Regions from separate parts of the Homo sapiens genome. Here region 2 is linked to region 1. Evidence: read pairs that join two places in POLR2A ChIA-PET (ENCODE). Cell type or tissue: A673. All regions are shown on one strand. Each heading gives the region's core, and the rest is flanking DNA. Links, peaks and the distances in the headings are about the cores only. Region 1 has its middle 27 kb from the start of SNHG4. Region 2 overlaps SIL1 (SIL1 nucleotide exchange factor).

Region 1 (10,379 bases), core at 1,363-9,362:
CAGTCTCTCCAGAACAGAGGTCCCAGGGCAGGCCAATTCCCCTGATACTCACCAAGAAGGGTTGTAACACTTCCCACTGCAGAAAAGGGGTGGGAATGAGATTCATTTATTTCCATTATTGAGACTTTTCTTGGGGCTTTTATTTTATTGGGGCTTTTCAACAGGGAGCTTTCATTAAATCCCATAAACCAAGGCATATAAGGCATCCTCATAACCACCAGGTATTTGGAAGAGATCCTGGGGAGAAGAGGAAGATGATATGGGGAGGTAAAAAGCCAGGCCATCTACCAACATATGGGCTGAAATTGTGGTTAATAGAGTATGTACCTGTTGAGTTAGAATTCATTTTTCCTGAGATTCTGCCTCTTGATTGGCCTGGGACCTCCCCACCCCTGGATTCACTTCGGCTTGCTCCATATGGATGCCTATTCTTCCTTTCTCCTCTTCCTCCTCTTCTCTTCTCTCTGTCCCCTCTTATATGCTTTTCTTTTCTCCATTTGCACTGGAATGGAGAGATGGTATGGTGTCTTGGCTAAAGGCAAGGGCTTTCTCCCCAAATTGATCTACAGCTTCAACAGAATCTCTATCAAAATCTCAGCTGGTTTCCTTGCAGAAATTGACAAGCTGATCCTAAAAATTATATGGAAATGCAAGAGACCTAGAATAACCAAAACAATCTTGAAAAAGAACAAAGTTTGAGGATTAAGGCTTTCTGATTTCAAACCTTACTACAAATCTATAATAATCAAGACAGTGTAGTACTGGCCTAAAGACAGACTTGTAGATCAATGGAATAGATTTGAGGTGACAAGCAGTGGGTAGCACACACCTGTAGTACCAGCTATGTGGGAAGGTGAAGTGGGATGATCACTTGAGCCCAGGAGTTCAAGACCAGCCTGGGTAATATAGCAAGATCTTGTCTCTATTAAAAAATAAAATAATTTTTAAAATAACAAAAATAAAGATGGGCAAAGGATCTGAACGGACATTTCACTAAAGAAGATCTGCAAGGCTGGGCGTGGTGGCTCATGCCTGGAATTCCAACACTTTGGGAGGCCGAGGCAGGCGGATCACAAGGTCAGGAGTTCGAGACCAGCCTGACCAACATGGTGAAACCCTGTCTGTACTAAAAATACAAAAATTAGCCAGGCATGGTGGCACACACTTGTGATCCCAGCTACTCAGGAGGCTGAGGCAGGAGAATCGCTTGAACCGGGAGGCAGAGGTTGCAGTGAGCTGAGATCACGCCACTGCACTCCAGCCTGAGCGATAGAGGGAGACTCCATCTCAAAAAAAAAAAAAAAAAAAAAAAAAAGATCTGCAAATGGGCAATAAACACATAAAAAGATGATCAGGCTGGGTGCAGTGGCTCACACTGTAATCCCAGCACTTTGGGAGGCCAAGGCAAAAAGATTGCTTGAGCCCAGGAGTTTGAAGTCAGCCTGGACAACATGGAAAGGCTACCACATTAGCCAGATGTGGTAGCATGTGCCTGTAGTCCCAGCTACTCGGGAGGCTTCAGTCCAGGAATTTGAGATTGCAGTGAGCTATGATCATGGCATTGCACTCCAGCCTGGTCAAAAGAGTGAGACCTTGGCTGGGCGTGGTGGCTTACTCCTGTAATCCCAGTGCTTTGGGAGGCCGAGGCAGGCGGATCACCTGAGGTCAGGAGTTCGAGACCAGCCTGGCCAACATGGTGAAACCCTGTCTACTAAAAATACAAAATTAGCCGGGAGTGGTGGCATGCACCTGTAATCCCAGCTAATTGGGAGGCTGAGGCAGGAGAATCACTTGAACCAGGGAGTCAGAGTTTGCAGTGAGATGAGATCACACCATTGCACTCCAGCCTGGGCAAAAAGAGCAAAACTCTGTCTTTAAAAAAAAAAAAAAAAGTAAAAAAAGAAAAAAAAAGAAAAAAAAGTGAGACCTTTTCTCAATAAAATTAAAAAATACATATATAATCAACATCATTAGCCATTAAGGAAATGAAAAGCAAAACATCAGATGCCACTTCACACGACTAGAATGGCTATAATTTAAAAGATAAATAATAACAAGTGTTGGAGAGGATATGAAGAAATTGGAATCTTCGTAAACTGCTAGTGGTATTACAAAATGGTGCAGCTGCTTTGGAAAACAATCTGGCAGTTCCTCAAAATGTTAAACATAGAGCTACCATATGGCCCAGAAATTCTACACCTAGATATGTACCCAAGGGAATTGAAAACATGTGTTCACACAAAAATTTGTACACGAATGTTCACAGCAACGTTATTCATCATAGCCAAAAAGTGGAAACAATCCAAATGCTCATCAACTGTTGAATGGATAAATACAATGTGGTATAACAATGGAGTATTATTCAACAATAAAAATAAATGAAATACTGATACATGCTACAACATAGACTAATCGTGAGAACATTATGCTAAGTAAAAGAAGCCAGTTGGCTGGGCACAGTGGCTCATGCCTGTAATCCCAGCACTTTAGGAGGCTGAGGCAGGTGGATTGCCTGAGCTCAGGAGTTCACGACCAGCCTGGACAACACAGTAAAACCCTGTCTCTACTAAAATACAAAAAATTAGACAGGTGTGGCAGTGTGCACCTGTAGTCCCAGCTATTCAGGAGGCTGAAGCAGTAGAATTGCTTGAACCCGGGAAGCGGAGCTTACAGTGAGCCAAGATGGTGCCACTGCACTCCAGCCTGGGCAACAGAGTGAGACTCTGTCTCAAAAAAAAAAAAAAAAAAAAAAAAAGCTGGGCGTAGTGGCTCACGCCTGTAATCCCAGCACTTTGACACTTTGAGAGGCCGAGGCGGGCAGATCACGAGGTCAGGAGATCGAGACCATCCTGGCTAACACGGTGAAACCCCGTCTCTACTAGAAATACAAAAATTAGCCAGGTGTGGTGGTGGGCGCCTGTAGTCCCATCTACTCGGGAGGCTGAGGCAGGAGAATGGTGTGAAGCCAGGAGGTGGAGCTTGCAGTGAGCCGAGATCGCGCCACTGCACTCCAGCCTGGGGGACAGAGTGAGACTCCGTCTCAAAAAAAAAAAAAAAAAAAGCCAGGGAGGAAAAGCCACACACTGCATGATTCCATTTATATAAAAAGTCCACATTAGACATATCTATAGAGATGGAAAATAGATTAGTAGCTGCCTAGAGTTGGGGCAATTTGGGATTGACTACAAATGGGTAGGAGGTTTCTTTCTGTGGTGATGAAAATATTCTAGGATTGGTTGTGTTGATGGTTGCACAGCTCTGTAAATATACTAAAAACTTTGTGCGCTTTAAATGGGTGAATTGTCTAGTGTATAAATTAAATCTCAGTAAAGAAACAGGCAACCCACAAAGTAACAGAAAATTCTATATGAAATTGTTACCACTAAGACGTCTAATAGTTATATTTAAAAATAATAATAACAATAGTTTTCTTGGTGTTTTGTTTTATTTTCTGAGACACAGTCTCCCTCTGTCACCAGGCTGGAGTGCAGTGGCACGATCTCAGCTCACTGCAACCCCCGCCTCCCGGGTTCAAGCAATTCTCCTGCTTCAGCCTCCCGAATAGCTGGGACTACAGGCGCATGCCGCCACGCCCAGCTAATTTTTGTATTTTGTTGTTGTTGTTGTTGTTGTTTGAGACGGAGTCTTACTCTGTCGCCCAGGCTGGAGTGCAGTGGCTCCATCTCAGTTCACTGCAACCTCTGCCACCTGGGTTCAAGTGATTCTCCTGCCTCAGCCTCCCGAGTAGCCGAGATTACAGGCGCGTGCCACCATGCCTGGCTAATTTTTGTATTTTTGGTAGAGACGGGGTTTCAGCATCTTGGCCAGGCTGTTCTTGAACTCCTGACCTTGTGATCCACCCATCTCAGCTTCCCAAAGTGCTGGGATTACAGGCGTGAGCCACCATGCCTGGTCTTTTTTTGTATTTTTAGTGAGATGGGGTTTCACCATGTTGGCCAGGATGGTCTCAATCTCTTGATCTCGTGATCCGCCCACCTCGGCCTCCCAAAGTGCTGGGATTACAGGTGTGAGCCACTGCGCCCAGCCAATAGCTTTTTAAAACAAAACAAAAAAGTGAGGGCTTTGCTGTCAAATCTCATTTCTGCCACCTGCTGACTATGTAACCTTGGACAAGTTACTTAACCTCACTGAGCTCAGTTTTCTCATCTGTAAAATATGTATTAGGTCATTTTGAGGATTAAATACATGAATATGTAAAGTCATCTGGCACATAGTAGGTGCTCAGTAAATGAAAACTATAAAGAAGAGCCAAGGAATGCCAACAATTAAAGGAGTGAGGAAGAAAAAACAATATTTGTGGGCCAATGCTATATCCATACATTTATGCCTAACATTTGGCTGTGTTCTAAGGACATAAGGAAGACCCTGACTAAGAAGCTGGAAGGCTGAGGTATAAGGCATTTCTGGAATAAAAATCCCCATAAATAAGCTAAGGGCCAAAACAGAGTCATGGGCAGGTTGTTCAGAAGCAGAGAGAAAGGCTTTGAAAGGGGAGGAGACTTTAAGAGTCAGCCAGGTGGAAAAGGGCAGAGTAGACCCTTGTCCCCTCCCCTACTATGGGTAACCAGAAGGATATGAAACAGCCCTCTCTGGAGAAAACTGGATAGAGTTTACTCAGGACAGGCAGAGGCAGAAATCAGAAGAGAAATTGTAGGTTGATTTTTCATGGCCAGGATGGGGAATGAAGCTGGCACAGGAGGTAGAAGATAAGGCCTGCCTCCCTGGCCTTGCAATAGGTGAACTGAGCCCTAGGAATTCCTGCCCTCTCCCCTGGACTAGCTCCCCTTGGCCCCTAAGCTCTGGATCTCCCTCTGCCTCCCACCAGTCCTCTTTTGGGGAACAGAACCCGATGCTCTGTGGGCCGAGCATGATGGCTCCAGCACTCCTCCCTCTAGTGACTCATTCCCAAGACTGGGGGTGGCAGGAAGTGCCAGGGCCCCAGAGTTGCAGCCCCATCCGGATTCTGGCAGCTTAGAGACATCCTATATTCTTCCTTCCTCCCCCCACCCCCGCCACCTCCCTCACTTTCAGCTCTGACTCTTGACATTTCTACATAAGAGACACCCACCTCCCCCAATCTCTTCTTGCCTTTCTATTGCCTCCTACAGTACCTAAACTGCAGCCCCTAGGGGCTGCTGGGTTAAAGCAGCCTGATCCCAAGGGGGAATGGACACAACCCACATCTAAGGGCCCTTTCCTAGGAAAGGTGACCAGGCAAGTTCTGTACCCTCATGGCCAGATCTTTGACCGGCAAGGCACATGATCTAGAAAGCATTCTGATTGACGCTTAAAACAACAAAATGGTTTTGCTCCATGCTAAGGTCTTCACAAGTCTGTCTCATTTATTCCTTACAACAACTCTAATACAGATACCATTATCACCGGCATCTGGCAAATAAGAAAAGTGAGAGGAAATGTGAAAAGTAGAAGAGCTCGGCCGGGCGCGGTGGCTCACGCCTGTAATCCCAGCACTTTGGGAGGCCGAGATGGGCGGATCACAAGGTCAGGAGATCGAGACCATCCTGGCTAACACGGTGAAACCCCGTCTCTACTAAAAATACAAAAAAATTAGCCGGGCGCAGTGGCGGGCGCCTGTAGTCCTAGCTACTCAGGAGGCTGAGGCAGGAGAATGGCGTGAACCCGGGAGGCGGAGCTTGCAGTGAGCCGAGATCTCGCCACTGCACTCCAGCCTGGGTGACAGAGCGAGACTCCGTCTCAAAAAAAAAAAAAAGAGAAAAGTAGCAGAACTGGGGCTTAAACCCAGGACTCACATCCTGGGCCTTTAACTGCCAGGCTCCTCTTCCTGTCTTGGGAACAGAGGGCAGTGTAGGCCTCTTTGAGCACAGCCCCCTGAGTAATCTAGGGCAGCACATGCAATCTTGAGGCCCTTGGCACAGCTGCTCTGGGGTCTGGCTTCAACTCTAGCCTCCCTTCTAGTTCTCCGTCCCTTTCTATACCTGCCCCACTCTCCGGGGTGGAAATGTGGAGGGCTACTCAGAGGATTCTCAGCCCCATCAACAGCTTATCTTCCTATTCAACTATTAGGACAAACAGACATCAATGTGATTCCAGGGTTCCCAGGGACTACCTAGAAAGAGGGAAATCAGATAGTAATGCTTATAGGTGCAGGCAGGCAAAAGGAGGCTATAGATACCCAAGCATGGGGTTAGCTGAGGCTTGCAGGCAGAGCAGACATCTGTCAAATCAAAGAGGCATAGAGACAGCCCACATGACAATAGAAATAATGATACCCTTGAATTATGTAGCACTTTATAATTTCTCAAGCACTTTGCAAACATTTGATCCTCCAGATGACCTCCTAGGGCCCAAGGAAGCAGAAAGCATCTTTTATAAGCTGTCACCACCTGTCAAGTTGTCCCCCAAGATGGGGAAAGGCAGGAGCCAGGCAAGGCAGTGAGTGAGTTAACCAAACCCAAGCCACAGTGAGTAATTGATAGTTTTTATGGAGACTTTATCCTCAGACTCCTTAGATATCATATTTCTGTTAGATTATATTTACATAACAGTGCAGGGTGAGAGACCCTGATAAATCTTCTCAGAGGCATGGGGATGAATACTGTGGAAATGTACTTTTGTTGATAGCGATTTGTTTTACTACACTACTGCCCTTCAATCTAGGGAGGAAAGAGCAAGGCTATTGCTTTATGGAGGGAGGGAAGGAGGGAAAGGAGAAGGGGAGGTATATAAAGATCAGAGATCTGGAACAAGAGGAATGAATGAGAGGGGAAGAGACAGGGCTCCGAAAGGGAAAGCTTTAGGCAAGGGGGGCAGAAGGAAAGGACAGGAAAAAGGAAAGCTGGGCCAGATGCGGTGGCTCACGCCTGTAATCCCAGCACTTTGGGAGGCTGAGGCAAGCAGATCACCTGAGGTTGGGAGTTCGAGACCAGCCTGATCAACATGGTGAAAACCCATCTCTACTAAAAATACAAAATTAGCCGGGTGTGGTGGTGCATGCCTGTAATCCCAGCTACTTGGGAGGCTGAGGCAGGAGAATCACTTGAACCTGGGAGGTGGAGGTTGCGGTGAGCCGAGATCGCGCCATTGTACTCTAGCCTGGGCAACAAGAGCAAGACTCCGTCTCAAAGGAAAAAAAAAAAGAAAAAGAAAAAGAAAGAAGAAAGGAAAACTCAGTAGCCAAGGGTGAAAGAAATGGATGATTCTGCAGGAAATGTGGCTTGCTGCTGGGGAATAGCCCTTGGCTGCAAGAATGAGCAAGATTCAGATGTCTTTTTGGCGGGTGCCAAGCTCTTCTTGTCTTTGTAGTTGGTCAAGAGAGATTGGGAGAATAAGGAGAGTCACAGGGCACAGGGGTCCTTTTAAGCCCACTTTTGAGGTGGGATCAAAAGCCTCTCTGGATCTCTTCCAGCCACATCCCACCATTCTCCATCAACCTTTATCCAGAGAGCACATGGGCTCTAGAGCCATCAGGACTGAGCTCTACCAATCCCTGGGTCTGGATCCTTCTCATCCAGAGGTTTAGGTTCTGCCACTAACTTAGCTGGATGGTTTTAATCCTCAAAACTCTCAGCCTTGGTTCTTGGTTTCTCGCTTTTTTTCTTTTCTTTTTTTTTTTTTTTTTTGAGACAGGGTCTAGCTCTGTTGTCCAGGCTGGAGTGCAGTGGCACAATCCTGGCTCACTGCAACCTTCTGCCTCTCAGGCTCAAACCATCCTCCTACCTTAGCCTCCTGAGTAGCTGGAAATACAGGTGTGTGCCACCATGCCCGGCTAATTTTTTGTATTTTTTGTAGAGATGGGGGTTCCACCATGTTGCTCAGGCTGGTCTTGAACTCCTCAGCTCAAGAGAGCTGCCCACTTTGGCCTCTCAAACTGTTGGGATTACATGTGTGAGCCACTGTGCCCAGTGGGCCTTGGTTTCTCTATTGGTGAACTGAGAATTTGTGGTCGGGTGTGGTGGCTCATGCCTGTAATCCCAGCACTTTGGGAGGCGGAGGTGGGTGGATCACTTGAGGTCAGGAGTTTGAGACCAGCCTGGCCAACATGGTGAAATGCCATCTCTACTAAAAAACAAACAAACAAACAAACAAAAATTAGCGAGGCATGTTGGTGCATGCCTGTAATCCCAGCTACTTTGGAGGCTGAGGTAGGATAATTGCTTGAACCCAGGAGGCAGAGGTTGCAGTGAGCCAAGGTTGTGCTACTGTACTGCAGCCTGGGCGACAGAGCAAGACTGCATTTCAAAAAATAAAAATAAAAAAAGGCGAGGGGGTGGAATTTGCTTACTTATCCAACAAATATTTACTGATTATATGCCAGAAATTGTGCTGTGGGGTTGTCTTTTCAACAGAAAACAATATACACAATAGTCCTTTCCTTCAAAGAGCACACAGTCCAACAATGGTAACAAAACACCCTCTAAGAAATGGACCCTGCCTGCACTAGGATAATAATGATGAGAGTCGCTGTCTGCCAGGCACTGTGCTCAGCGCTTACATCCATTAAGTCCTACAATCCTCACGGTGACCTGGTGAGGAAGGTCCTGTTAACTGCTGTCGTTGCCCAGGTGAGAACACCTTAGTTGGGAGGCAGCCTCCTGGACACATCCCATCGTTTTACTGTTTCATTTTCTTCATTGTATGTGCTGCTGTCTAAAATGGGTTTATTAACTCACTTACCTGTTTATTGCCTGCTCACAATTATATCCCCAGCACCAGGCCGGGCGCAGTGGCTCACACCTGTAATCCCAGCACTTTGAGAGGTCATGGCAGGTGGATCACTTGAGGTCAGGAGTTGGAGACCAGCCTGGTCAACCTAGCGGAAACCTCGTCTCTACTAAAAATACAAAAATTAGCCAGGGATGGTGGCACATGCCTGTAATCCCAGCTACTTGGGAGGCTAAGGCATGAGAATGGCTTGAACCCGGGAGGCGGAGGTTGCAGTGAGCTGAGATTGCACCACTGCACTCCAGCCTGGGCAACAGAGTGAGACCCTGTCTCAAAAAAAAAAAAAAATTATAACCCCAGCACCTTGAACAGTCTCTGACCCAAAGTCAGTTCTTTTTTTTTTTTTTTTTTTTTTTTTTTTTTTTTTTTTTTTGAGACGGAGTCTCGCTCTGTCACCCAGGCCGGACTGCGGACTGCAGTGACGCAATCTCGGCTCACTGCAAGCTCCGCTTCCCGGGTTCACGCCATTCTCCTGCCTCAGCCTCCCGAGTAGCTGGGACTACAGGCGCCCGCCACCGCGCCCGGCTAATTTTTTTTTTTTGTATTTTTAGTAGAGACGGGGTTTCACCTTGTTAGCCAGGATGGTCTCGATCTCCTGACCTCATGATTCACCCGCCTCGGCCTCCCAAAGTGCTGGGATTACAGGCGTGAGCCACCGCGCCCGGCACCAAAGTCAGTTCTTAATAAATATCTGTTTAAGGAATGAAGGAATGGAAGGACGAGAAGCTCATGGGGAGCCATCGCCGCCCTGCCTCTCCCGCGGGGTGCCAGTGAGAGTGAACTGAGTGCAGATGCTGAAGCTGCTATATCGCTCTCTAGAAACAGAGGGGACAATGATCAGCTGGCATTTATTTCAGAGAAATGCATTTTCTCCTTATTACTTTTCAGCTGTTTTCTTTTTTTTTTTAAATAACTTTCCTCAGACATTCTGCCCCTTCCTGCCCCGATTCATTCTGCATCCTCTAATAGTGTTATCCTCAGTTTTTCTAGCTCTCTGTTGTCCTTTTGGCTTTCCTGCTTCTTTGTTTCTCTTTCCCATGCCTCTCTGGAGGGAAGCTCACCCAGCTGAATTGTAACTGGTGATTTCCAAGGCCAAGAGGAAGTTCATTTTCACGCCAAAGTCTTCTGCCGGCAGAGGGCACTTTTCTCCATCTGTAAAATGGGCGGAGTATTTTGCAGGGTTTTTTGAATCAGTGCTGGTGAGTCTGTGGGAGAGGGGCCTCAGGACCACAGCACTCACATTTCCCCTGTAGCCAGAGGCTTGCCAAAGCCTTGGCCACAGGAGCCCCATACCCCAACAGAACAATTTCCTCTCCCTCTGTAGGTGCTATTTAGTGTTACAGTAATACTAGTTTGAGGATAAAAGGCCTCAGCATTTTGAGAACTCCTCAATCCACTGCATGGCAGGGTCTGCTGGGGGTATAACCAGCAAGACCATGAGTTAAGTGCAGGAGGGGCTTGTCACATAGGACCAGCAGTGTGTCGGGGTAGATGGAAATGTAGGTCTTGAAATTCAGACAGCTCTGAGTTTGACCTGGCTCAGCCACCTCCTCCGAGCCTCACAGAAGGATGGTTGCTGTTAAAGTGGGCACAGAAACACCTCTGGGCTTTTGAGAATGCTGTACTTTCTGCCTAACAGTCCCTTTCTCTCTTCT
Region 2 (10,379 bases), core at 1,327-9,326, 180 kb before region 1:
TAGCCTGTACCACATCGAAAACACCCACTACAGCTTTCCTTGGCTCAGCCAACCTGCAGGCCACCAAACCCACTTAAGATGGGTCAGTCTCTGTCTCACTCCCCAAGACATCAGAATAGAAATCAAAGAGGCCATATCCAGCAGCAAAACTGAAGCAAATGTGGGGAGGATTTAAAGGAGCACAACTGCCAGCTGGCAACAAGGAAGAAGGGCTTCAGGTTTCCTGATAAACTTAGCTCAGTCACAAACTTAAGCCAGTTTTGCAACAATGCACCAAAGAGCTTATAAAAGCAGCTACCCTGCTCTGGGTTTCTGCTCCTCAGAGGGCTGTGCTGACAGGTGCCCACCCAAGCATGGGCAAGGAGGCCTGGATGTTCTAGGCCAATGCACACAAGGTTGGTGCTCCAGCAAAGCTGCTGCTGTGCACACTTCCAACAAGCAGCCTGCCTCACACCTCCACCCCACCTTCACAACAGCTGATGCTGCCCCCAACTGCACCCCCATACACCCAATCCTGGGCAACTAATGGGAACTCTGTGCTGTCACTTGATGAGAAACACTCTACCCACTATACACTCCTGAGTCTTCTCCAAGTACCCAGGCAGAAGTATATGGAACCTCTGGCCTTGGTGCTCCCTCCTATTCATAGGCAGATTCAGGCCCTACTGACTACTTGTGGTCTGGATCACTTTTGACAGAAGTCGTCTCCCAACAAGTCATCTCTCTGATATCCTCTTTCAAACTTCCATTTCAGATTTATAAAAGAGAAGGCAAATCCCTCATAACTTCAGGACCTCAGCATTCTGAGCTAGAAAGAACTTCAGGAGATCATGAGACCCAGCCCCCACTGAAAAGATAAATGTTCCCTCCTTGTGCCACTGCAGTTAAGTACAGCATCCCCCAGGACAGGCTTGTTGGCACTCTCCTTCTTACAAGCCTTCAGTGGCTCCCTGCTGCCCTCCGAAGTACCAATAATACTATCTCATGGTGTTCAAGGCCTGCCTAACCTAATGAAATCCTTGCTGATATTCTCTGCCTTATCGCCCCTCATCCACAGCTACCCCACGCTCTGGCTAAACTCCCCCTATGCTTTTCTTAGTCCTTAATGCCATCTCTTTCCTTGCTTTTTGCCTGTCAAATTTCAATGCTTTTTTTTTTTGAGATGGAGTCTTGCTCTGCCACCCAGGCTGGAGTACAGTGGTGCAGTCACAGCTCACTGCAGCCTTGACCTCCCAAGCTCAAGTGACAGTCCATTTTTTAATAGGCTAGCTTGAGCAACAACTCCATGCAGTTTTATACATTATCTTTCCATCCTTTCAATCTCTAGTGCCTTGCTTATTCTTTTCTAATGACACTTCCTCTATTCATTTTCTCTTAGTCATTTGGCTTCTTGTTAATCATTAAACAGACATTTACTGACCATCTACTATGTGCCAGGTTTTAGGAAAATTAAAAGTGAGACATGGCCTCTCTACTCTTTTTACTTTACTTTTATTTATTATTTTTTTGAGACAGGGTCTCACTCTGTTGCCCACGCTGGGGTGCAGTGGTATGATCACGGCTCACTGCAGCCTTGACCTCCCAGGCTCGAGTGATCATCCCACCTCAGCCTCCCTGGTACCTGGGACTACAAGCATGCACACCACACCCAGATAATTTTTGTATTTTTGTACAGACAGGGTTTCGCCATGTTGCCTCTCTACTCTTGAAGAGATCACTGGTCTAGTGAGGGAAACAAATCCATAAAAATTATAATACTTGCCAAGTTTTCCCCAATAGATTGTATTATTCTTGAAGTCAGAACATCTTTATATTCCCTGCATTGCTGAACAGAGTGCTTGGTACATAGCGAATGTCCATTGTGTATATGTTCTAAAACAAAGATGAGTGAGCATTATGGAAAGAAAAACAATTTCCTCTTTCTGAAATGTGGGGCAGAAGGATGTTGCAAAGATAGCCTTTAACTTGGGATAAGGGGAAAATAAACTTCTTATTTTTAAATGTATTTTAATTCCACAGCATCACTCCTCAACCCACAAGGAAAATAAGAGAAAGATACAAAGACTGAGAATTGCAAAGACAGAAACAAGCAAGCATCAAAATAGAATGGGATAGAAGTGTTGTTTAGTTCTTAACTACTACTAAACCACACACATCAGACTTTATCATGGGCTTCAGAGTATTATCACCTCTGATAACAGGATTTGATGAACTATTGGTCATAGCTCTACAACTGCTCTTTATCCTTAAACATTCAAGTATTTCCTAGTTCATCAAGCAGAAGTGGTTGGTGGTTAGGAAAACAAGAATAAGAACAATATTACTAGAGACCAGCTGGTGAAGCCTCTGAGATTATATGTGAAAGTTTTAAGTACACATTTACATTTTTCTAAAAAGGTCCATAGGTCTCATGAGTTTCTTAGAGAAAACTGTAAATCACTCTCAAAACACATACATAAACACTCATACCTTGAAGAGCCTCTGGGCCAATAATGGCAAGGCCTTGCAGCAACCGGCATCCTAATAACTGTAGGTAAGGATAAATTAGTGCAAGGCTTTTGGGCATCTGGCAACATCTATCAAAACTGTAACTGTTCATTCCATTTGACCCAGCAGATGCTATGTCTAGGAATTTATCTAATAGAAATGTTCACAGAAGTGCACAATGATATATGGATAGAGTGTTCACTATAGCATTCTAATAATTGTAAACAATGAGAAGCAATACAAATGTCCATCAGTAGGGGATTTGTTACACAATACAGCATATCCCTTCAATGGAATATATTAGTCTTCAACAAAAAAGAGGGAGCTTTGTACTGACATAAACAAGATCACTAAAACTAAGCAAAAATAAGTTGCATATATATGATTTCATCTTTCTTTTTAAAGAACATATGTTAATGTGGCAAAAGCAACGTCGTCTAATCTACCAAATCCTCACATAAAAACAGACTGACTAGAGAGCAAAACTAAACCCATGAGCAACATTTCTATCAAAACCAAGTGCAAAGGTATTGGGAAGCAACAAGTTGGCTGAGAGACCTAAGAACAAGAAAACACCTAAGTAGCTGATAGGCATTCACTAAAAATTATAGTGGGCCAATGGGTAACAGCAAGTGAACCTATGTCTAACAGTGGACAAGGACAAGAAGTCTGGGGTAGGACTTCAAGGGGCCACAGCTGTCTAGTCCCCTGAACTCTCAAAATTAACCAGTGCTCCCTACCAGGACAGGGCCCCACACTGAGAAAATACGGCTAGAAGTGAAATCAAAACTGAGTAGACTTGGACGACAGAAATAAAGGAAACAGAGTCCAGATAAAACTGGAGGAGTAAAACAGAGCCAGGAAACCTCATAAAGCAAGCTGCCATGTTTTTGAACACTACCTGAAAACAAGAGAAGAGAAAACTTTCTCAAGCTTGACTCAGAATGAAAAGGAAAAAAAAAAAAAAAAAAAGAAGAGAAAGCACTATGGATTTAGAAAAGGTAATTAAAGCCATGCTTTTTTCTAAAAGTTCAAGAAACCTAATTTCACATAAAAATGAGCAATAGAAAGTATTATGGTACAATCCTATACAATAAAATTATAATAAAAAGAAGAAGAAAGAAAAGAATAACATCCCTACATACAATGAAAGTAAGCCAGAAAGACATGGCCACAAACATATAAAAACTGTAACTTCCTGTTTCAAAATGCACTAAAGACATTTGTTAAATGGTACAAGATACTCAATAACAAAAATCAGAAATGAGGTGCTAGAGGCTGTGTATGGTGACTCACACCTGTAATCCCAGCACTTTGAGAAGCTGAGGCAGCAGGATCACTTGAGGCCAGGAGTTTGAGACCAGCCTGGGCAACCAGGATTTCAGGATCAGCCCAGGTAACACAGCAAGACCTCATCTTTACTAAAAATAAAAAAGTCAGTCAGGAATGGTGGCATGCACCTGCAGTCCCAGCTACTTGGGAGGCTGAGGTGGGAGGATCACTTGAGCCCAGGAGCTCAAGATTGCAGTGAGCTATGATAGCACCACTGCACTCCAGCCTGGGTAACAGAGCGAGATTCTGCCTCTAAAAAAAAATTAAATAAAAAGAAATGAGGTGCTAGAACTCAATGAAGAATCAGAAATAAAAGAACAAATAATCACAACAGAAAATGCCTTAAGATAAATAGAACATGAAAAGGAGGAAAGTTGGAAAAACCAAACAGAAATGGAAAAAGTAAGGTTTGTAACAAACTAATAAACAATGAAGAAAGACAAAAGAAGACCCAACATAAATATAAGAAACCCTAAACAAGCAAACAGAATACCAAAAACCATGTTTCTTTTTAAAAGCTCAAGAAATCTAATTTCACATAAAAACGAGCAACAAAAAAGAATTATAATTCAAGAAAGCTTTCCTGAAATGAAAAAAATACTTAAAACTATGTATTGAAATAACACACTGTATACCTAAGAATACTGACCAGGGATGTCCAACAGTAAGGCATATTCTAGTAAAATAATTGGATTTTAAAGGCAAAGGAAAGATCACTTGGGCATATAAGCAAAAATCAGCAAGTAACTTATAAAGAAAATTAGATTGTCATCAGCATTTTTAACAGCAAAGCCTACTGCCAGCAGAAGATGAAGTACTCAAAGAAAGAAAATGTGAGCCAAGGATTTTATATCCTACCAAAGTGCTTTGGGATGTAAAGAACACTGACAAAGTTAACATACAAAAACACAGAGATTACTGTTTCGATGGGCTCTTCCTGAAGAATTTACTAGAAAATACATCCCAGACAATGAAAATAAGTAAGACCGGCGGTAAACATTACATATATAGTTATTTGTATAAATGCCTTAAATAAGGGCTAAAAAGGAAGTATATAATGGCTACTCTGAGAATATACATACAACACAGCTGGTTAAGAACAATGAGAGCACACACAAAAAAATGTTTTAAACTATTTTCAGTAATCATATCAGGGATAGTATTACTGCCATTCTGAAACTGTTGCATGTACAAAATGAGACAGATCAAATCAGTAAAATTATTACATATTCTAATTGTATAATCCCCTGTGTCCAGAATCAGGACTCTCGGTGTGGGAAAAAAAGAGGCAGATGTAATATCGAAGAGATTAAATAAAAACCCTGCCAGCCGGAATATGAATAGGCAGTACCCACTTGAATGTATGAGGATTATAACATATATTTCCTATCTCTTGTCAACAGAAAAGGCCTAGAAACAATGACCAACACAGCAGTAATGAGCGACCTAATGGCCAGAATGTAGTCTTAAAACTTCTTAGAGAAACAGCTAATTCCAGTCCTGGGAAGGAAATGTACAAGACGAGCTTAGAATATCTTGTCAAACCAGACAGCAAGAAAACTATCAAAGACTATTAGAGTAACATGAAAAGAACTCATTTGAAAACCTTCAACTGACCAAAAATCAAACAATTTCAACTTCAATAAAAGTAATAATTACAATGAATTAAAGCCCATAAAATATGCTTTGAACCTGTGAGTTTGTAAAGGGAAAAAAAACATCTTAATTGGTCATCTTCAGAGGATCAACTCATTATCTTGAAAACTGGTAAATAAGGAAAAAAGAACCAAACATTTATCCTGTCTTTCCTGTATGAATTTTACCACTGAGTAACAAAATAATATATATGGGGAAATACCTCTTTATAAAAGTAGTGCAGCTAAAAATAAAAAAGAAATGATAGATTTGAGTATCACCCTCTTGCAATCCCACAAAAAGAGAATCAATCAGACATTAAGCACTTCCTAATGAAAGAGCACAAAACTGCCTATAGTTTTCCCAAAGGAATGGAACCTGTGTCCGATTGAGCCCCTGGATCCAGCTGACAATTTGCAAGAAATACAGAGGTTGGAGAAACATGCCGAACTGCATCATTTATGAAATCAGCAAAATTTAGCCTGGGAAATGGCCTGAGCTCTTCAACAGACAATTTATAAGAAGAAGAAGAAAAAAAAAAGCAGGGGGTGGGGGTGGGGAATAGATAGGTAACCTGTAGATTCAAAGAGACTTAAAGGATATAACAACGTTTCTTAAATGGGCAACACTATAGTCTTGGGTGCAAAACTTAGTCATAAACTATTTGAAAATGCAAAGGAGCAATTATTGTAAAAATCAGGAGAGTGGTTACATTTGGTAGGAGGGAAATATTACAGTTGGAGGGACCTGCTGAAGTGCTCGGCAAAGTTCTATTTCCTGACTTGGGTGTGACTTCACCTGGTAATAACTCATTAAGCTACATATTTTGTATAATTTTCTATATCTGTGTTTAACTTTATAATAAAAAGAGTCTTAAAGGAGTATATGTTATCTCTGGTGAAGAAACTGGACTTAGAAGGACTTGTACTTCCTAAATTATACATTTCTATAATTAGGATTTTTTTATAGTGAGCATTCATACCTTTTATTATTAGCATTTTTTTTTTTTTTTTTTTGAGACGGAGTCTCACTCTGTCGCCCAGGCTGGAGTGCAGTGGTGCGATCTCAGCTCACTGCAACCTCCACCTTCCCGGTTCAAGCGATTCTCTGCCTCAGCCTCTCAAGTAGCTGGGATTGCAGGCACCCACCATCAAATCTGGCTAATTTTTGTATTTTTAGTAGAGACGGGGTTTCACCATCTTGGTCAGGCTGGTCTTGAACTCCTGACCTCATGGTCCCCCCGCCTCAGCCTCCCAAAGTGCTGGGATTACAGTCATGAGCCACCGCTCCTGGCAAGCAAATTTTTATTTATTTAATTTTTCTGGGATTACAAGTTGCTAAAAACATGACACATTCATGGAAAAAATACATAATTCCTTTTCTAGGCACAAAATAAATTACTTCAAAACTATTAAAAGTATAAAACTGTGGCATATATTTTAAAAAGAAAAAGGGGAGGTAGCTGCAAAAAACAAACCAATCATTTGGTATCTTTTATTATAGGAAGGGTCCATTTGGGCTTCTTTAAAATATGCTGTTATAATTGGGGTCTATTATAAATTATATACCTAAAACATATTAATACATTCTAAAATGAAAAATAACTCAGAATACCAGTCATAAATAACATACACTATTCAAACACGTACTAACACATCCTGCGAAATAGAGATGAATTCAACGAATCAAAAGTATATTGCGAATATAAAACCAGAAATAAATCCATACATGCATTTACAGCCAATTGATTTTTGACAAAGGTGCCACAAAGATAAAATGGGGAAAGGACAGTCTCTTCAATAAATGGTATTGGCAAAATGGAATATCCACATGTAAAAGAATGAAATTAGACCCTTGGTATATTTGTCATATACCATATGCAAAATCAAATCAAAATAGATTGAAGACTTAAATATAAGACCCCAAACCATGAAACTACTGGAAGAAAATACAGTGGGAAAGCTCCATGACATTAGTCTGAGAATGACTTTTTAGATTTGACCCCTAAAAGCACAGGCATCAAAAGCAAAAATAGACAAATAGGATTACATCAAACTAAAAAGCTTCTGCACAGCAAATAAAACAATCAATAGAGTGAAGAGACAATCTACAGAATGGGAGAAAATACTTGCAAACTGTACATCTGATAGTGATAAATACCCAAAATAAATATGGAACTCAACTCAACAGCAAAAAACAAATAACCTGATTTTAAAATGGGCAAAGGACCTAAATAGGCAGTTGCCAAAAGAAGACATACAAATGGCCAACAGGTATATAAAAAAAAGATCAACATCACTAATCATCAGGGAAACACAAATTAAAATCACAATGAAGTATCACCAGACACCTGTCAGAATGGCTACTACCAAAAAGACAAAAGAAAAGTGTTGGCAAGGATGTACAGAAAAGAGAAGCTTTGTACACTGCTGATGGGAATGTGAATTAGAATAGTCATTATGAAAAATAGTATGGAGGTTCCTTTAAAAATTAAAAATAAAACTACCATATGATCCAGTAATGCCACTACTGGGTAAATAACCATAGGAAATAAAATCAGCATGTCATAGAGACGTCTGCACTCCCATGTTTACTACGTTATTCACAATAGCCAAGACATGGAATCATCCTCAATCTCCATCAATGCAGGAATAGAATACAGAAAATATGGAATACTGTTTAACCATAAAAAATAAGGAAATCCTGTCATTTGCAATAATATGGGTGAGCCTAGAAGAATTATGTGAAGTGAAATAAGCCAGGCACAGAAAGACAAATACACATTATCTCCCTTACATGTGGAATCTAAAAAAGTTGATCTCATAGAAGCAGAGAGCAGAATCATAGTTAACCAGGACTGCGGTAGTTGAGGAGGTGGGGTAGAGGCTGGGGAGATGTTGGTCAAAGGATACAAAGTTTCAGTTAGATAGGAGGAATAAATTCAAGAGATCTATTGTATAACATGGTAACTATAGTTAATAATATATTGTGGCTGGGTGCAGTTGCTCACACCTGTAATCCCAGCACTTTGGGAGACCGAGGCAGGTGGATCACCTGAGGTCAGGAGTTTGAGACCAGCCTGGCCAACATGGTAAAAATACAAAAAATTCGCCAGGCTTGGTGGTGGGCACCTATAATCCCAGCTACTTGGGAGGCTGGGGCGGAGGTTGCAGTGAGCCAAGACCACACCATTGCACTCCAGCCTGGGCAACAAGAGCAAAACTCCATCTCAAAAAAAAAAATACATAAATAATAATAATACATTGTATTCCTGAAAAATGCCAAGAGAAAGAATGTAAAGTGTTCTCACCAAAAATATGATAACTATGTGAGGTAATGCATATGTTAATTAGCTAGATTTAGTCATTCCACAACATAGCTATACTTTAGTTTGTTTTGTTGTTTGAGACAAGGACTCACTCTGTCACCCAGGCTGGAATGCAGTAGTGCAATCACAGCTCACTGCAACCTTGAACTCTTGGACTCAAGAGATCCTCGCACCCCAGCCTCCGGAGTAGCTGGGACTACAAGCATGCATCACCACACCCAGCTAATGTTTTAATTTTTTGTAGAGACAAGGTCTTACTATGTTTCCCAGGCTGGTCTTGAACTCCTGGGTTCAAGCAATCCTCCTGCCTTGGCCTCCCAAAGTGCTGGGATTATAGGCATGAGCCATCATGGCTGGTCTATTTATACTTTAAAACATCATGTTGTACATGGAAAATACATACAAATTTTCCTGTCAATTTTTAACAAATAATATACATAAATAAAAATATAAACTATATATTCACAATGAAATACCTGACAGATATTTTGCTAGGGTTAGGCTTTACAAGGAAATGGTCCAGAAGTCTGGGAACAGGGGCCTTGCACAAATGCAAATCAACGAACAAGATGCTGAGTTCAACCTCAATGCCTTTATTCCACATGACCTTGAACAGAGCCCTCACCTGACCAGCCAATCTGACCCTCAAGGATCGCACAGTGAAGCCAGAGTGAAAGAGAATGTGTACTTCAGGAGGATTTGCTCCCACATTGGCCGTAGTTTGTGAGGTGGGAGTGGAAGGGATTAAAGAGTTTTTTAAAATAGGAATCATTTCCCTTCATCCCCTCTTGCCTTCAGAACTAAGCATCTCTTTCTCTCTCTGTCTTTTTTATTTTTATTTTTTTTGAGGCACAGTCTTGCTCTGTCACCCAGGCTGCAGTGCAATGGCACAATCTTGGCTCACTGCACCTCCGCCTCCCGGATTCAAGCGATTCTCCTGCCTCAGCCTCCTGAGTAGCTGGGATTACAGGCACATGCTACCATGTCTAGCTGATTTTTGTATTTTTAGTAGAGATGGGGTTTCACCATGTTTGCCAGGCTGGTCTTGAACTTCTGACCTCATGATCTGCCCGCCTTGGCCTCTCAAAGTGCTGGGATTATAGGCGTGAGCCATCGTGCCTGGCCAGAATCTCTTTTTATGAGGTTATGTTTAATACTAAACACCCATTATGACTGAGAAGCAGAAATTACCAACCAGAGTCTGAAAGCACTATCCACAGAAACCTCTGAAAGAAGAGTGTCCTAACCAACCTGGACAGGGTTCAGTGCAGTTCTGCCTGGAGGCAGATGGATGGAAGCATGACATTTTAAAAACTCCCATCCCCTAGAACTTTATTTTCCCTCTGCAGCAGGAGATATCTCAAAACAAGGACATTAGTCCAAACTACTCTATAGAGGAAAAGCAATAATCCAAGGACTTTTCTGAGTATGTAGCAACCACTGAGATGCATGAAAATGATACGTGTGCCTAGTTTTTATGTCTACTCCTACTAACTATGCAAAACTGAAACTAGTTCCTTAAAAACAAACTGCTCCTGGACACCCTACACAGTCGCTGCCGCCTCCCTGACTCTGCAGACATCAGTAACAGAGCATG

The links. Peaks named below come from ENCODE experiments on the same cell type or tissue, not always from the same donor. Only the 100,000 strongest peaks of a DNase experiment are listed, where the experiment ranks them.
Region 2: POLR2A ChIA-PET joins it to region 1 with 10 read pairs; 3 of 35 experiments call an interaction of 5 or more read pairs at or near these places.

The regions. Positions count from the first base shown.
Region 1 is chr5:139,241,571-139,251,949 of GRCh38, forward strand. No RefSeq gene overlaps it. Among named protein-coding and RNA genes, the nearest start is that of SNHG4, 27 kb to the right of the region's middle. In A673, for the core only: no CTCF peak of the experiment used is centred there; a DNase peak (open chromatin) is centred at 4,971; H3K27ac peaks cover 1,123 bases.
Region 2 is chr5:139,065,216-139,075,594 of GRCh38, forward strand. The region is part of intron 3 of SIL1 (SIL1 nucleotide exchange factor); the gene reads right to left. Among named protein-coding and RNA genes, the nearest start is that of SIL1, 130 kb to the right of the region's middle. In A673, for the core only: no CTCF peak of the experiment used is centred there; no DNase peak of the experiment used is centred there.